2 separate regions of the Homo sapiens genome follow, and region 1 is linked to region 2. A link is an interaction called in ENCODE POLR2A ChIA-PET data of the cell type or tissue named here. Cell type or tissue: MCF 10A. All regions are shown on one strand. Each heading gives the region's core, and the rest is flanking DNA. Links, peaks and the distances in the headings are about the cores only.

Evidence for each region. ChIA-PET counts read pairs that join two places held together with the same protein. Peaks named below come from ENCODE experiments on the same cell type or tissue, not always from the same donor. Only the 100,000 strongest peaks of a DNase experiment are listed, where the experiment ranks them.
Region 1: POLR2A ChIA-PET joins it to region 2 with 16 read pairs; 2 of 35 experiments call an interaction of 5 or more read pairs at or near these places.

Annotation. Positions count from the first base shown.
Region 1 is chr9:95,045,005-95,052,429 of GRCh38, reverse strand. The region is part of intron 13 of AOPEP (aminopeptidase O (putative)); the gene reads right to left. Among named protein-coding and RNA genes, the nearest start is that of MIR6081, 17 kb to the left of the region's middle. RefSeq lists a silencer at 3,674-4,033 and an enhancer at 6,775-7,425. In MCF 10A, for the core only: no CTCF peak of the experiment used is centred there; DNase peaks (open chromatin) are centred at 3,489 and 3,999.
Region 2 is chr9:94,801,809-94,809,233 of GRCh38, reverse strand. All of the region lies in intron 5 of AOPEP (aminopeptidase O (putative)), which reads right to left. Among named protein-coding and RNA genes, the nearest start is that of MIR2278, 4.4 kb to the left of the region's middle. In MCF 10A, for the core only: no CTCF peak of the experiment used is centred there; DNase peaks (open chromatin) are centred at 3,453 and 4,103.

The sequences.
Region 1 (7,425 bases), core at 1,681-5,680, 240 kb before region 2:
AAAATACCTATCTTCAGAATTTTATGTACAGAAAATAGGATCCTCTCCTTTTGAGTTTAAACAAGGAATAACCGAGTTCAAAGAAAACTATATTTTAACTTCTATAAAAGGAATATACATTTTTAAGGCTGTGTCTTAAATACTGGAACCAGATTTTGCTCATGTCATGTGCTATCTACCCCCATCCTTGATAGTCAAATGTTTATCACATTGAAATAAACGACTTAATGCCCAATATAGTAAGAAGAAATAATAAGGTAACAATGTCTGCAAGAATAGCTGTCAATTAACAATCTGGTGATTTAAAAGAATTTATTAAAAGCAAATTTATATAGCAACACATGAAAATTCAGACCAGGAGTGGTTCTCATTCCTCAACTAGAACATATCTAAAAAATACAAATTTATCAACTTAAAAAGTTTCATAGGCCAGGCACGGTGGCTCACGCCTGTAATCCCAGCACTTTGGGAGGCCGAGGTGGGCAGATCACGAGGTCAGGAGATCAAGACCATCCTGGCTAACACAGTGAAACCCTGTCTCTACTAAAAATACAAAAAATGAGCCGGGTGTGGTGGCAGGCGCCTGTAGTCCCAGCTACTTGGGAGGCAGAGGCAGGAGAATGGCGTGAACCTGGGAGGCAGAGCTTGCAGTGAGCCAAGATTGTGCCACTGCACTCCAGCCTGGGCAAAAGAGTGAGACTCCGTCTCAAAAAAAAAAAAAAAGTTTCATAAACATTCTTTACAGTACAGATCTGGTTAATTATTCTTCATATTTAAAAAGCTAATGGTAAAATGACTGAAAATGCCTCTTTAATTATAACAAACTGCAATCAATGAAATGATAGCTCTGCAATTTTTTAAAAAGCAAATAGATGGGCTGTATGAGGAGTTATAACAATCTAGTTTGCTTTATGTGCAAAAACTCAACTGTATGTCTTAGAAAGATCTCTCCCTTTGCCTTCCATAGTCTCCTTGTTAAAACTTACTATTAACGATTAAGGGTTTTTTAAAATCAAAACTCACAGTTAAAAAAAAAAAGTATGGCTGGGCACAGTGGCTCACTCCTGTAATCCCAACATTTTGGGAGGCCGAGGCAGATAGATCACAAGGTCAAGAGATCGAGACCATCCTGGCCAACATGGTGAAACGCCATCTCTACTAAAAATACAAAAATTAGCTGGGTGTGGTGGCGCGCACCTGTAGTCCCAGCTACTCGGGAGGCTGAGGCAGAAGAATCACTCGAACCTGGGAGGCGGAGGTTGCAGTGAGTCGAGATCACGCCATTGCACTTCAGCCTGGGCGACAGAGCGAGACTCCGTCTCAAAAAAAAAAAAAAAAAAGTAAGCCACAAAAACATTTTAGAGATAACAACATAATAGTTGCTAAGTGAGAAAAAGAATAGCAACAGAAGGACAGAGAAACCAAGTCAACCACTCCGATCCTCAGGTGAGGCAAGTGATTCAAGTATGGACACACACATACACTCTTAGCAAATTCTGAAGCAGGAAACATAATTTATAAATTATTTTCACTCTTGGGTATTTATTCTGGAGTCGGAAACACTAACATTCCATTACTCCCAGTTCCTGTCCTTTCTTGTGCATAGACACACAGTCAAGACAACATAAATATTTTTTTGGTCACATTTTATTTTCTAATATTCTTTATTTTCTACCAAATCCAAACTAAGCATAAATTTTAGCCACATGTCTACAATTTGTCAGGTGGTTTCTGCCACCAAGTTGACAAAGCAACCTGTCCATTTGTAAGGAGAGCCGACCACAACTAAGGAGCAGGGGGGAGGTGGTGAGGTGAGTCCAACTACATGAAGGATTGCTGGAAAAATAATGGAAGTTGTTTTCATTTAATAAAAATGTGTGGAGAGTACTGTACAATCTCCTATCCAAAGTTTCAGTTTTATTTCACAGAATGATTTAATGTCTACAAGGCATAGGAGTCACATTTCCTCCAAATTCTGCAGTTTTGGATTCTCGTCCACACAGTTTACACACTAGATTAACTGTGAAAAGTGTTATGAGGAATAGAGCAAAGGATTAATTCCTTAACAGCCTCTTGGACATGTAAGGAAATTCATGCTACTGAAAATAAAATGGATTTAATTTCAGGAGAACAAGGGCAGAAGTCTCAGATTTCAAGAAATGTTTAATTTTCCTACATTACATAGGACAGAAAAGGCTGCCTTGCCAATGTGTGAGAGGTGATGCGAACAACATCGAGTCTGTTTGCCCTTAAGTTACACATTTTGCACAAATAGCTGAATAATTCATTAATTTAGATACTGCCCATCACGACAGAAACTATTTCCAAGGAAACAAGTAGACTGAAATAGCGTTATAAAAATGTTCTTTTATGGCAAAACGTCACTTTACTGCTATGAGTTTAGACATAATCTTAGTTCTACTGTGAGTTCCAGCCTGGACCCAGAGCCTGGAGCAGCCTGAAGTTGATAGGGGAGCAGGGGATCTGAAATGCGACTTTGCTGCCAAAAAAGTATTCTCTTACATAATTTCAAGTACTTGATAGTCAATCAACGAGTCTTCAAAAATGCAAAATGGATACTCACAAGTGGTGGTTAACTATGGATCTAAAATCCTGGTAGGTCTTTTCATAGGCGTTGGCATGAACATGATTAAAACCTAAGATGTGCTTTCTAGCAATAATCTAAATTCTCAAATGTATGCAAGACTTCAGGAAATTTGTTTAGAAAAATTTCGCAAAAATGGTTAAGTTTTAGAATTTCTAGTATTTTTGTATCTTCCTTTACATATGTAAAATGTGCTCCTATAAGAAAAAGTATTTTATTGGAATTTTACTTTGATGTTAAAATGTAACATTTCCTATAACTTCCCGAAGTTACAGGAATAACATTTCTGAGCTTTCTGATTATTTAAATTTTAATGGAAAATAGTCTATAGAAAACCATACTTTCCGTCCCTCCCCTCAGTATTCCCATTTATCTGCAGAAATAAGAATTTATCTTTTAAAAAGAGGCTAAAATGAAACACAGGCTTTTAATTGTTTTTCTTATATAAATTAAGCTGAAAAAGAAAAACTTTTAAAAATGCTCCTGTGGCTACTGCTTGCATCCCGCATTTTTACAGAATTTCCCTTTAACATATCAAAGTTCCAACAGAGCAACTATAATCTCCACCTTTACTCCAAAGTGAAGCTTGACTCCTTTAAAACAAACCAGCTTGAAAAACCAGTGAGCACAGATCCTCAAAAAGTAAAGTGGATAAACAAACTTTAAAATTTCTAAGAACCACTTTTCTGCTGATTTCACAGTATAGATTCTCATCTCGGAATTTAACAAGTAAGAGCTAACTCTGACAGAGAAATGTTTGAAAACTCACAGGCTGCTCCTCTCTGTGGAGCCCAGCCCTCTCCCCTGGAGCCGGAGTCTAGAGCAGGCTTCTCCCGGCGGCAGTGCAGGCGAGGTCCCGTCGGGTGAACGCGCGCGTGGCTGCAGAAATCCCAAGCCTGAGCCCGCAAGGTATGTCACTTTCTCCCTGCTGGATTTGTCCTTCGTGTGAACTTTCTTGATAGCCCCAGAACGTGTGTTTGCCTGGCCTTTTTGATTTGAAGGCCTGGTAAATAAAACACGCACGAAATCACAATTCCGACGCCTATGCCCTTGAATCACTCTGAATTTAAAAGGTTTACCGCCAGCTTGGAAGCAAGAAAGCACAAGCAGTAGCCACTCAGCAACGTCCCAAAGCGCGCCCGAGGGACATAGCAGCCCCGCTCCCGTCCCTGCGTGTCACCTGGGCGGCGGCAGCGCGGACTGGGAGCCGAGGGCAGGCGTGGGCGGAGAGCCTGCGCTGTTCTGGTCCCGGCCGCCGCGGCCGGAGGGGTGGGCCGTGGTCGGTCCCGGTGCTGTCAGTCTCCCGGCCAGGTCCCGCGCCCGTGAGTATCTCGGCCGCCGGCACCTCGCCCCGCCCCTGCGCCCCAGGCCCCGCCTCACCCCGCCCCGCCCCGGATGGGCCGCTCCCACCCGGCAATTAGGCAATTACTCTAATGAGAAGTTCTCATCTCAGCACTTCAACAAGGTACAAACCAGCCCCAACACAGCCGGCAATTCAAATGGCTTTGAGAACAAAGGCAGTCATAGCTGTAGCAATTTCTCCTCTCACTTACACAATGTGAGGACTTTCTCTCTTTGCATATGGTATTTAAGAAAAAAAGTTTAAAACTATAGCATACATGCCATTTCACAAGGATATTAGTATTACTGTGGCAAAACATCAGACCTGGCCGGCTGCAACTGAAAAAAAAAAAAACTTACCAATAAATACATAAATAAATTTTTAAGTTTGGTCCCTCCTGCAGAACAAATGTTCCTGGACCACCTGGTGGAAATCAGCAACATGCTGAGGTGTGAGAGGACTGTTTTCTTATAGCTTATATCATGTGAATAAAAGAGCAACAAACCACCCAGGGCAGCTTTCTGTAAGAATAAACAATTTATACAATTCTTAATCAGCACTGGTGGAGGTCGCTAACTGTTCACACTAAAATCAGAAAAAAACAAAATGCCAGAGATAAGTTTTCTGTATGCAAGGACAGCTTTAATGGTTAATTACTGGTATCTTCATCCTAAACAACCAGAACATTTGCATGGCAAACAAGAAACCCATCTCATTTCCAATCTTGCAGCAATCTCAGTAGATAAAAGTCACCAGAATCGACCCCAACAACAAAATCAAAAACTCCAACAAGGATTAAGAGGAATGTGATTTATTGAGAATAAGTGAGAGGTAGGTATTCCTAGAATGCACTTCAATCAAAAACAGAAAGATGTGGCCCCAAACCACAGGATAGGGACCCACCTCAGGAAGGGAACTGATCAGGGCAGTTTTCCCTAGAAAACTGTAATAGTCCATTCACAAGTTCTGCATGTTAAACTCTTCATTCTAATTTAAAATGTAATTAGAATGTTGTAGATGAGAAAAATTATAATTAAAACATGCTTAGAAAAATAAAACATCAAAAACAAAGCCTTCTTATACTTTGACAATACTGATTTGATCTTTAAATAATCTGCATCCATTTAAAAGAATTACTGAACAAAGTTTACGTGAAAGGTTAAAAAAAATCAGGCAATGAACTACTGAATGGAGGAATATTAAAACCCCACCACTATAAAAACTTCGCATTAAATAGGCTGAGAGTCTTCCACTTTCAAACTGTATATTTTTCAAAAACAGATTTAAATTTTTAAAACACTTCAGGTAAGTATGGCTTTCAGTCCCATTCCATGCATTTATAAAATGTGAGCTAAAATATCTCCATCTAAAAGTCAAGAAAATCCTAAACTGTTCATGTGATAGAAAACTTAGTACCTTATTTTCTTACAAAATGCCATGTTTGGCAACTAAATTTGCCTCTCTAAATATTAATATGACAAATAGCTGAATACAATTTAAATTGTAATAACCACTTTAAAAGTTAATCCTTTTTTAAACAAGAAAATTAACAGATTTTAAGTTAAAACAAGCAGAATAAGAAACAATTAAAGTGAGTACTTTCAAATGCTAATATGTCTACCTTAACTTACAACTTTAGTTTCCTGAAGTAAGATGACATTCTTACATACTTAAAACTAAGAAAATCAGGTGTCTGGGAAGTAAAAATATAGAAATGACTCCCAAACACTTGTTCTGCAGATGAAATAAACACGGTGAGCAACTGAGAACCTAGGGAGAAAACTCCTTCAGAGAAAATGTAACACTCCCAAAAAACTTATCCTTCCCTATGTTCCCCACACTCCCAGGTCTAGAAGTCGTTCTTAGCTGGGTCGATCTCTTCGTGTACAGCACACAACACTCCCCTTTAAATGTTAAGAACACTAATAAGCTTTATGCATGTTTTCAAATGCATAAGAACATTACAATTAAATATAATTCCCTTAAAAATTATGTCAGTTTGAAAAATTCTTATCTACCTTTAAAAAACAAACATTCTTTAATGAGAGACAGAAATAAAGAAGTTTTACAAAATACACCAAAACATTCTTGGCAAAAGTAAATCTCCACTTCAGGTACCTACGCTATCAGCCTCATCGCTCACACAAACATTTTAGCATGTACTTTTAAAAGCAAAAAGCCACTGCCGATTAAGTTGGTCAAATTTGCAATTCTGCTTTCAACTAAAAGGTAGAGAGTAAGCCTTTGGGATAAGCCACAAAAGGTCTTGAGAGTATTTCCATTTCAGATAAGCAGTTCTCACTAACATCACAGATTTAACTTATCAAATGATTCCGACACTATTTGTTCACGCCATTTTTATAATCTCCATTTTGCTTTTCGGAAGTTGAATCAGTGGCCCTAGTCCACTGACATTTTTTTAAAGAACCCGTATCTGGGAACCCATAGCTTCCTTTCTAGGCCCAGCGCAGTCCTCTGCTGGCCAGCAGTGCTCGTGCCACCTGAGCACCTACCCTGCGTTCCTACCGTTGTTCAAAGTGGAGGTGGCGGCGCCTTCCCAAGGCATTTCCAAAGCAAATCCCCGAACACCACTCTCCATTCCGCAGGGGCCGGCAGCGTGATGCTGCCTGAAATCTACTGGTACTGCTCCCCTCTCAACTGGCCTCAAGTTCGTTTAATGAGGGTTAGGGGAGCTACGTTACATGGACATCTATCTGTCCCTGGAGCACCTCTGTGAAGGCTTAAAGCATGACCTATTTAAATTAGAAGCACGAGGACCACAATCATCCATAGAAAAAAAAGAAAACACCTGGCCCTTAGGAGAGGGCAGCTGCTGTACAGCAATCCTTGACACGAGTAACTGGTTCTGAAGCCAAGGCCCCAGGGTGGGTGCAAGGGTCCCGACCCAGAGCCCTCCGCGGAGAGGACCCAGCCACCAGCATCCTTGACCGCACTGGAAGGTGCGGGAAGACCGGAACAAGAAGGCTTTAGAAAAACTCAGGCGTGTCCAAAAGCCTGGCTCCAAAGCTGGGAGCACACCTAACACAAGGAGGTTTTAACAAAAGCAAGTCGCGCTGGACCTGGGGCCTCTCACCGACCCCTGTCCGCAGTGGACGCAGCGGAGGCCCGCCGGGTGCAGGGGCGCGCCCCAGCCTGCAGCCGCCCCAAGGCGTCCCCAGCCCGCATCCCTCCTGCGCCTGCGGAGCTGCACTGCCGGGACACGGGTCCGCCCGCTGCAGGCGATGACACTCCCTCTTTAAAACCTGTCGTCCTTTCCTCCAAGCACAGTGATTTCGCAGACGCTAGGGGCGCCGTTGGCTGGAGAGTAACCCGGACCAGGGTCTAATCCTGCCTGGCTACTCACCTTGTGACCTTGGGCACAAGCGCTGTGACGCCCAACTCTCCAGGGTGTCAGGAAACAGCACCGTCCTTGGCGCGCCCTTTCTGGCTAAAGACCCCTGTTTCTGAGCATGAATAT
Region 2 (7,425 bases), core at 1,696-5,695:
TCCATTTATTTCCTAAACTAATTAACCTACAGTTCCTTTTCCCACATTATTAACATTCCATAAAACTAGTCTTCCTTGAAACCAACTTTAGAAACTCCCAATTTAGATTTAGGCTAAAGGTCTATACTTCCTCATGGCCACAGCATCATCAGCATTCATCACACCTGTCCGTTGATACATGTTTGTCGAGTGAGTTCTTGGCTTTGTCCATCCACCCCTTTCCAACTGCGCTTTCAATAGGATGTTCTAAGATTGCACATCTATGAAAAAAGGCAAAAACTGCAGCTGGCTCATTCCCAAAGAAAAGCACCATCCTTAGGTCCTCAAGATGTCCTTTTAGAGGAGACCTACTCAAAAACTAGGACCTGCCAACCACAGTTTCCAACAACTTAGCAAGGTGGGCTCCAAGGAGCACAGGCCAAGGGTGGGTAGGACCAGGCTCACAGGAGCACCTCCTCCTCCTTGCCTACCCCAAGTCTTGGCTGGGGAACCCAAATATCATTCACACTTTCTTAGAATGAAGTTCCAAGATTTCCATTTTATGGTGAGAAACAGGGAGGTGATTATTCTTAGCAAGCTAGCTGGGAAGGTAGGAGCAGATTTGGTTTGTTCAATGACTGCAGATTTGGCATTCTGTCTTCTGGGAACAATGTCTAGACTTTCCGAGGAGTCACCTCTATAAATAGCATGGTTAGTTAACCAAGAAATATAACATGTTCTACTCTGAGCTCCACTCTGGGGTTAAATCAGGGCGGATTTGTGCAATGTACCTCAACTCCCACTTGGTATTCAATTTTTTTTAAAAAAAAGTAATCCATTTTTGAAGGGGGCATCCCCCTCACATCTGTGGCATTTTAATATAATAATGTTAAACTTCTCTTAAAGAAAAGCTGAGGCTGGGCACGGTGGCTCACGCCTGTAATCCCAGCACTTCAGGAGGCCGAGGCAGGTGGACTGCCTGAGCTCAGGAGTTCGTGACCAGCCTGGGCAACATGGTGAAACCCCGTGTCTATTAAAATACAAAAAATTAGCCAGGCGAAGCAGCGTGCACCTGTAGCCCCTGCTACTCAGGAGGCTGAGGCAGAACTGCCTAAACCTGGGAGGCATAGGTGGCAGTGAGCCAAGATTGCACCACTGCACTCCAGCCTGGGCAACAGAGTGAGACTCCGTCTCAAAAAAAAAAAAAAAGAAAGAAAAAAGAAAAGGTGGCTGAGACACTCTTCCAATTACTTATTAGGGGTGAAATGTAGAGACAAGGCAATTTCTCACCCACTTTATGCAAACAGGCCTCTATGGCGCAGAGGTGGGCTCCAGCTGCATCTTGGCAATATTCCCTCCAGCAGAGCTGTTCACACATTGTACTTTGCCTGAGGACTTTCCAGAGTTGGTGTTTTCCCTAAAAGAAATCTACCCTTAAAAGAAATACTTACATAGCTCCATGACCACATGCATACATCAGCAGTACAGAAGCTGGTAGTATTTGCTCACTCTGTGTAGTGGTATAAGGAGAAAGAGCTTGCAAGATTGGGAATATCCCAAGTTAGGTAACTTTGTGCACTGAACTCCATTGTTCTTTTTCACCCAGGGAGTGTGTATGTTCTATTCAGTAATGATGCTTCGGTAAAGAAATAAGTGGCAAGGCGGGGGAAAAAGCCTTTTCTTTGCAATGGAAAAAATGGCAAGGTGGTGCTGACTGGCCGTCTCAGGCTCAAGGACTGGAAGACATTAGGAACCTAGGATGACATCAATAGAGAGATTACAAACGCAGGTAGAGGAATGATTGCTTCAGGAAGGCCTTTCAAAGGCCTGACAATTTCTCTTGAAGGATGGCCCCAGCAGTGTTCTCTGAAGGTAGGACTGTCAGTCTTTGTGTGGGGAGAACAGTTCAAAGAAAACCAAACACTTAAGCATAATCTTTCAGAGGGTGAAGAATCATGGTATAATGATGATAAGATGCTACTTCTCGATCTGACAAGCAACACAGCTGTTTAATGGCAAAAAGAAGATTCTAGTTAACCCAAAAGCTGTGAGTTCACTCTGCCTGTTGCTCCAACAGAAGAGAGAGAGCCTGGCCCCCAAGAACTCATGTGATCCAGGAATTTGCCTGGTATCCAGATTCTATGGCTGCCTCAAAGCCAGCCCACAGTGAATGCTGATCTTCAATGATATCTTCACTCACAGGGTCAGTATGGTTTCTGTGTGGAGACCCTAAATCAAGCACTCACTGCCTTAGAAACAGTTACACATCAGCCTTGCCTAAGTCTGGACCACCAGACTCTTGACAGCCATCACAAGATGAGGCCATTTTACTTGTCTCCCTGACTTCCTGCTTCTAAGTGACTTTGGGACATTATATATCCTCTTAATACCCGCTCTGTAAAAAATGGAACATACACACACATTCTCACTACCTACCTTGCTTAGTACAAAGTGGTATTGTCAAGACGAACAAAATAATCCTGGCCAAGGGCTTTCAGGGTCCCAGAAGAACATCACTTTATGAATACCAGTTACTATTTCAGGAACACAAAAATGAAAGAACCAGAACACATTAGAAGGGGAAAGCCCCTACCTATAACATAGGACGCAAATAAAGTCAAATAATTTTCTCAAGAAGGATAATTGAAATAAAAGAGAAAATGGAGAAAGTGAACACAAAGAAAGCAACAAAGGGGAAGCACACATGGGCATAAATCACCTTGCATGTGCCTCACAGCTCACAACTCATTCTGTTTGTTCATCTCTACAGCAACAGCAGGGTTGCCAGTAAACAAGGGATTAAAATTTTACAGAAAAAAAGGATGGTATGAGCTGCTTTCTATCATTCACACCCACCTGTTTGAAAAAGCAGAGAAGAGTTATACCACACAACAGGGGAAAGAAATGCCCATTCAACATCTTTTTAAAAAACAATCCATGCAGAAAGAAAATTGAGAATTTATTAAAATCTGAGAAAGAAACGACAACAATAACAAGAAACAAAACCCACACACAAAACAAAAATATGCAGCACATCGGAGAAAGTAGAGAAGTTGGCAGCCATGGTGAATTCAAAGGCATACTAATTTAAGGCTCAAAATCTGATTCCTGAGGCAAAGAATCACTATGGCTGCATCTTGCCTTGAAATCAGGGGGTCACATCCCCTGAAATCTAAAGAAGGATTGTTTAAAAGTAGGGTGGTTTTGGTTTGAGGGATCAAAAATTCAAGTAAAGCCAACAAAGAACAAACAAAGAAAAATTCTCAAAGCTGTGAAACCTTGCTACTTAAGATAATGACAGAAATTTATGACTGCTTCCTTCCCCAGCAGAAAGGAGCATAATTAGAAAGCTGAAAACAACAGGCCCTTTGTACCAGCATGTTATGTTTTGCTTATTCTATTACACATTGGCTGGGAGATAAGAATAAACAGGACAACACCCTGTCTAACCCGGGAGGAGGGAGTGGAGGAAAAGGCTGGTTACATTCATTCTTGGGCATGTACGTGCATACCGTTTATTTGCAAATTGAGGTACTTAAGAAAATTGTGCATGCAATAGTCAGGAACTAGTATAAACATTCAGAAGTCTTTTATTGCACAATCAAACCTTTTAAGAATAAGCCTTGTGTAATAGGGAGCTTTATAGTTTTTCCTCATAGTGAAGCATGTTGTGAAGATTTTAATAATTGATAATTTTTTCTATGGTCTTTAATTGTCAATCCTATTTTCATTCAGTTGTTGTTGCTTTTTTTAAAAAAAAAAACAAAAAACAAAAAACAAAAAACCTTTCAAACTAGGATGAGCAAATAAAACTAGGATGAGACACAGCTTCCCTCTCTGTGACCAACGATGTCAAAAACCCTTGCAAAGAATCAATCAACAGCTGCCAGGGGAAGAAAACGTGGTGATCTGAGACTTCTCCCTTCTCTACAAAGGGACGGTTGCCCGTCTGGGTGCCAGGTGTTCTGATAGCTTCAGCCATGGAGAATTCTGCTCAAGAACAGCAGCTGCTAAGCCAATCAGGTTCTCATTAGCCAGTCGGGAGATGGTATAGGTATCTACGGTCCCAAGAAAAAAAAAAAAAAATTTGATCTCTTCCCATAACCCGTCTGCCTAGAATGATGGACCTGACTTAATCTTGCCATTTCTTAGTGACTCACTTGCTCCTGGCACCCAAGCTCACTAAGAACGGGGCTAAGGAAAGCCATTTTAAGACCTCACTGACCTGCCACCATCCTGGCCTTCATTCTACTCCTCCAACCCATGAGAGTGGTTCCCACCTTGAGGCCTGTGGACCGGAGTGCTTTTCCACCAGATGGTCACAAAGCTGATTCCTTTTTATTCTTCAGTCTTAGCCCAAATGTCACCCTTTAAGGAAGCTTTTCCCTCTCACCCTAACGATGCTATTGATTCTCCCACTGTGACACTTACTTGATTTTATTTTCTTCATAGCATACATCTTAATTACTTGTTTCACGTACACTAATTTTCTCCCCTGACTAGAATGTCCATTTCATAAGGACAGAGGCCTCCTCTATCTCGTTCACCCTTGTAGGCTTTGCATCGTAAGTACTATCTGGCACACAGTATACGCTTGATAAATATTTATTGCAAGAATAAATAAACAATAACCAAATTATCAAGATTATCTGGTATAGAACAGGTGGGGAAAAGCTCAAACAATCTGTCACCTGTCATCGGCCACACTATAGTCATTTTTTTCCCCTCAATTTTCCCAGTGGGATGAAGGGTGAAGATGCATGTGAACAGCTGAGCCATGAAGCAGAACTACACAGCACATGGTTTTTTAACTTCAGTGCTCTTCACAGAAAACCACTCTGAAATAAGTTGCAAGAGATTCTTGAAATTCAAATACAAGGAAAAAAAAGAACATATATGGACGACAGCTAGGTAGTTCTGCCAACCTAACTATGCCATGACATGTAATTGTGAACTGCTGAGAGACAAATGCAAAGCAAAGCATTTCCTATACACACATACAAAGGTAAGATTAAGGTGTTAATTTTTAAGCAACTGTCATATGCCTGGTTCTAGAATATGATTCCATTAACGTTACTGCTGTTATAACAGAGAGTGTAAGTGTGATGATGAGCTCCTTTCATTATTTCTCAAAATTAAGAAACTAGGCTTGCCAGTCAATCCCCAGCAGAGACTCTGAGAACATACGAGGACACAATGAAAACAGTAGAATATTAATTAAACCAACAGGAAGAGAGCTGTGTGTACTTCAGAGATGCATTTTAAATGCATGCATATCTTCATACAGACATCATAGTAGTCAAGTCAAGAAATGTATACTTTACGGTTCCTGATATGGCAGATTCAGTCTTCATGGAAGGCAAAAACACAATGAAACAAAAACTGAAAGCCCACACACACCCACTGAGGAAAGCATCTGAAAGGCAAACTAGTGATTTTTCTCAGCAAAGAATTAAAGTCCCTCTCCCCTGGAACAGTGATTTGGAAAAGGACCAGGGTAGGGGAGGGGGTCAGTTAGTAATGGCTCCTGTTATATTAAAAGGTGACAAAAATCATGAAGAGCAGTATTGATAAATGTTCTAGTTACTGCCATGTTTGAAAAGCATTCGAAATTCTAAAATATTATTTGTGTATTATTTACCTTCTTATAAACTGATTTGTCATTATCATACATTCAAGTTTTATAAATGTGTTTTTCCTCACTTCACTGAAATATCAGAATCCAGCTCAAAAACAGAATCAAAGAGGAGACTTTTAAGCTTATTCAATAAAAACTATGATACGTAATATTCAAAATAGTGAAATCATTATATTATCTAAAATTCTCAGAAACTGCTTAACATGATTAATAATTTACCCATTTTAGTTCATGAGGGAATGTTTAATATCATTTGCCAAAAAAGAATACTGAAATGGTATAAAATGGTATTCATTATAATTAAGACCTAATCACTAAAGAAGTCCAGAGGTATGGAATTTACGATCTTGCATACATGTTTATAAAATATGGACTCGGGAAAGAGCCATTTAATTTACCAAGAAGTCCTTTGATCTCTCAGCATATTATAACTAAGAAGACAATGGCAGGTTTCAGTATGGAGGTCTTTTTGGATGACTCCTCCTAGCCTTGAGGTTTCTCTATTCCTGTTTAGGGTATGAAGTTGACTTACAAAACCATCGTTTTTGTTCTAGCTTTGCTTTATAAAACCTCAAGCAAAGTCTCGACCATAAATAAAGCAGCAGGGCCCCAGTAGCCAGCTGAGTCATAAACCCCACTCAGCTGCATGTAGCCCAAGGTGTTGGGATCCCGACAGAGTCAAGCCAAGCAAGCAGAATCAATTGAAGCCAGAGTTTGGAAAAACAGAGCACCTCCCTTCCCCACCCCACCTGGCAGTGGAAGAGACCACAATCCCCCTTCCACAGCTCTCATCCAGGGAATGGTAATAAGTCCAGAAAAACATCTAGACCTGGGCAGACTTTACTTCCACAGTCTAAAAGGAAGGGAAAAAAATGGTATTTGACAACCAACCACAAATTTTGAATATACGGTTCTCCTGCTTTTAAGCATAAAAGCAGTCTTGTTGTTGCTAAGTTATGATCACCACCATATTTTTCAAAATTTGTGCCCAGGACCATTTGGTCTTATGGTACTCAGGCTTGCCACTCTAAAAATACAGAGTTAAGCATGTTTAAATCACTTCAAATATCGCAAAAAGCAGCAAACACACAGCCTACCTGCTTGGGCATGCAAACTTGAAAAGAGAAGCTTTAGAGAATTGCCTGCAGGTCAACTCATTCTGTATTTGGCAGACTGATGTCAGGAAGGAGCTATAGAAAACAGAATCCTGTGCATGAAAAATACTCTGCCTTTGGTTCCCTCAGGCCAGAACTTGGAACTGCTAGCAAACATGCCTTAAAAAACTGCAATTCTCATGAAGTGCTAAAAACTCCCAAGTAAATAGGGCCCCTCAAACCCATGTACAAATAAGAAACATTTAATGAACAACTCTTTTTTCACCAACACCTCTACTACTTAAATTAAGGCCAGCAGACTCTTCAAAGGGACAAAAGAAGCCCCCCCCTCCATTAAGAAAAATTCTATATATAGACATCCAAGACAATTATATGATGCACGTAACCAAATATATATAATTATCCTAGTTCCTGCATTCCCATTATCTTCATAAACATAGGATAAAAATCAGTCTAAATGACTTTCTCAGACCTCCTCAAGGATTAAGGCAAGCCAGCCAGTCTTTAAAGTACATACATGTAGTAAAGATCAAAAGCAAATGTTCTGGTCAGTTCTTTTCTGCTCATGGTTTTACTAAGAATGTGTGCAGTTTTCAGGGAAAACACCACAAATGACAGCTGCTCAAAAGCATGGGAATTAATTGGCAGCAGGAATTTCCTTGACTAATAGGGAAAAACTTGAAGTCACATGTT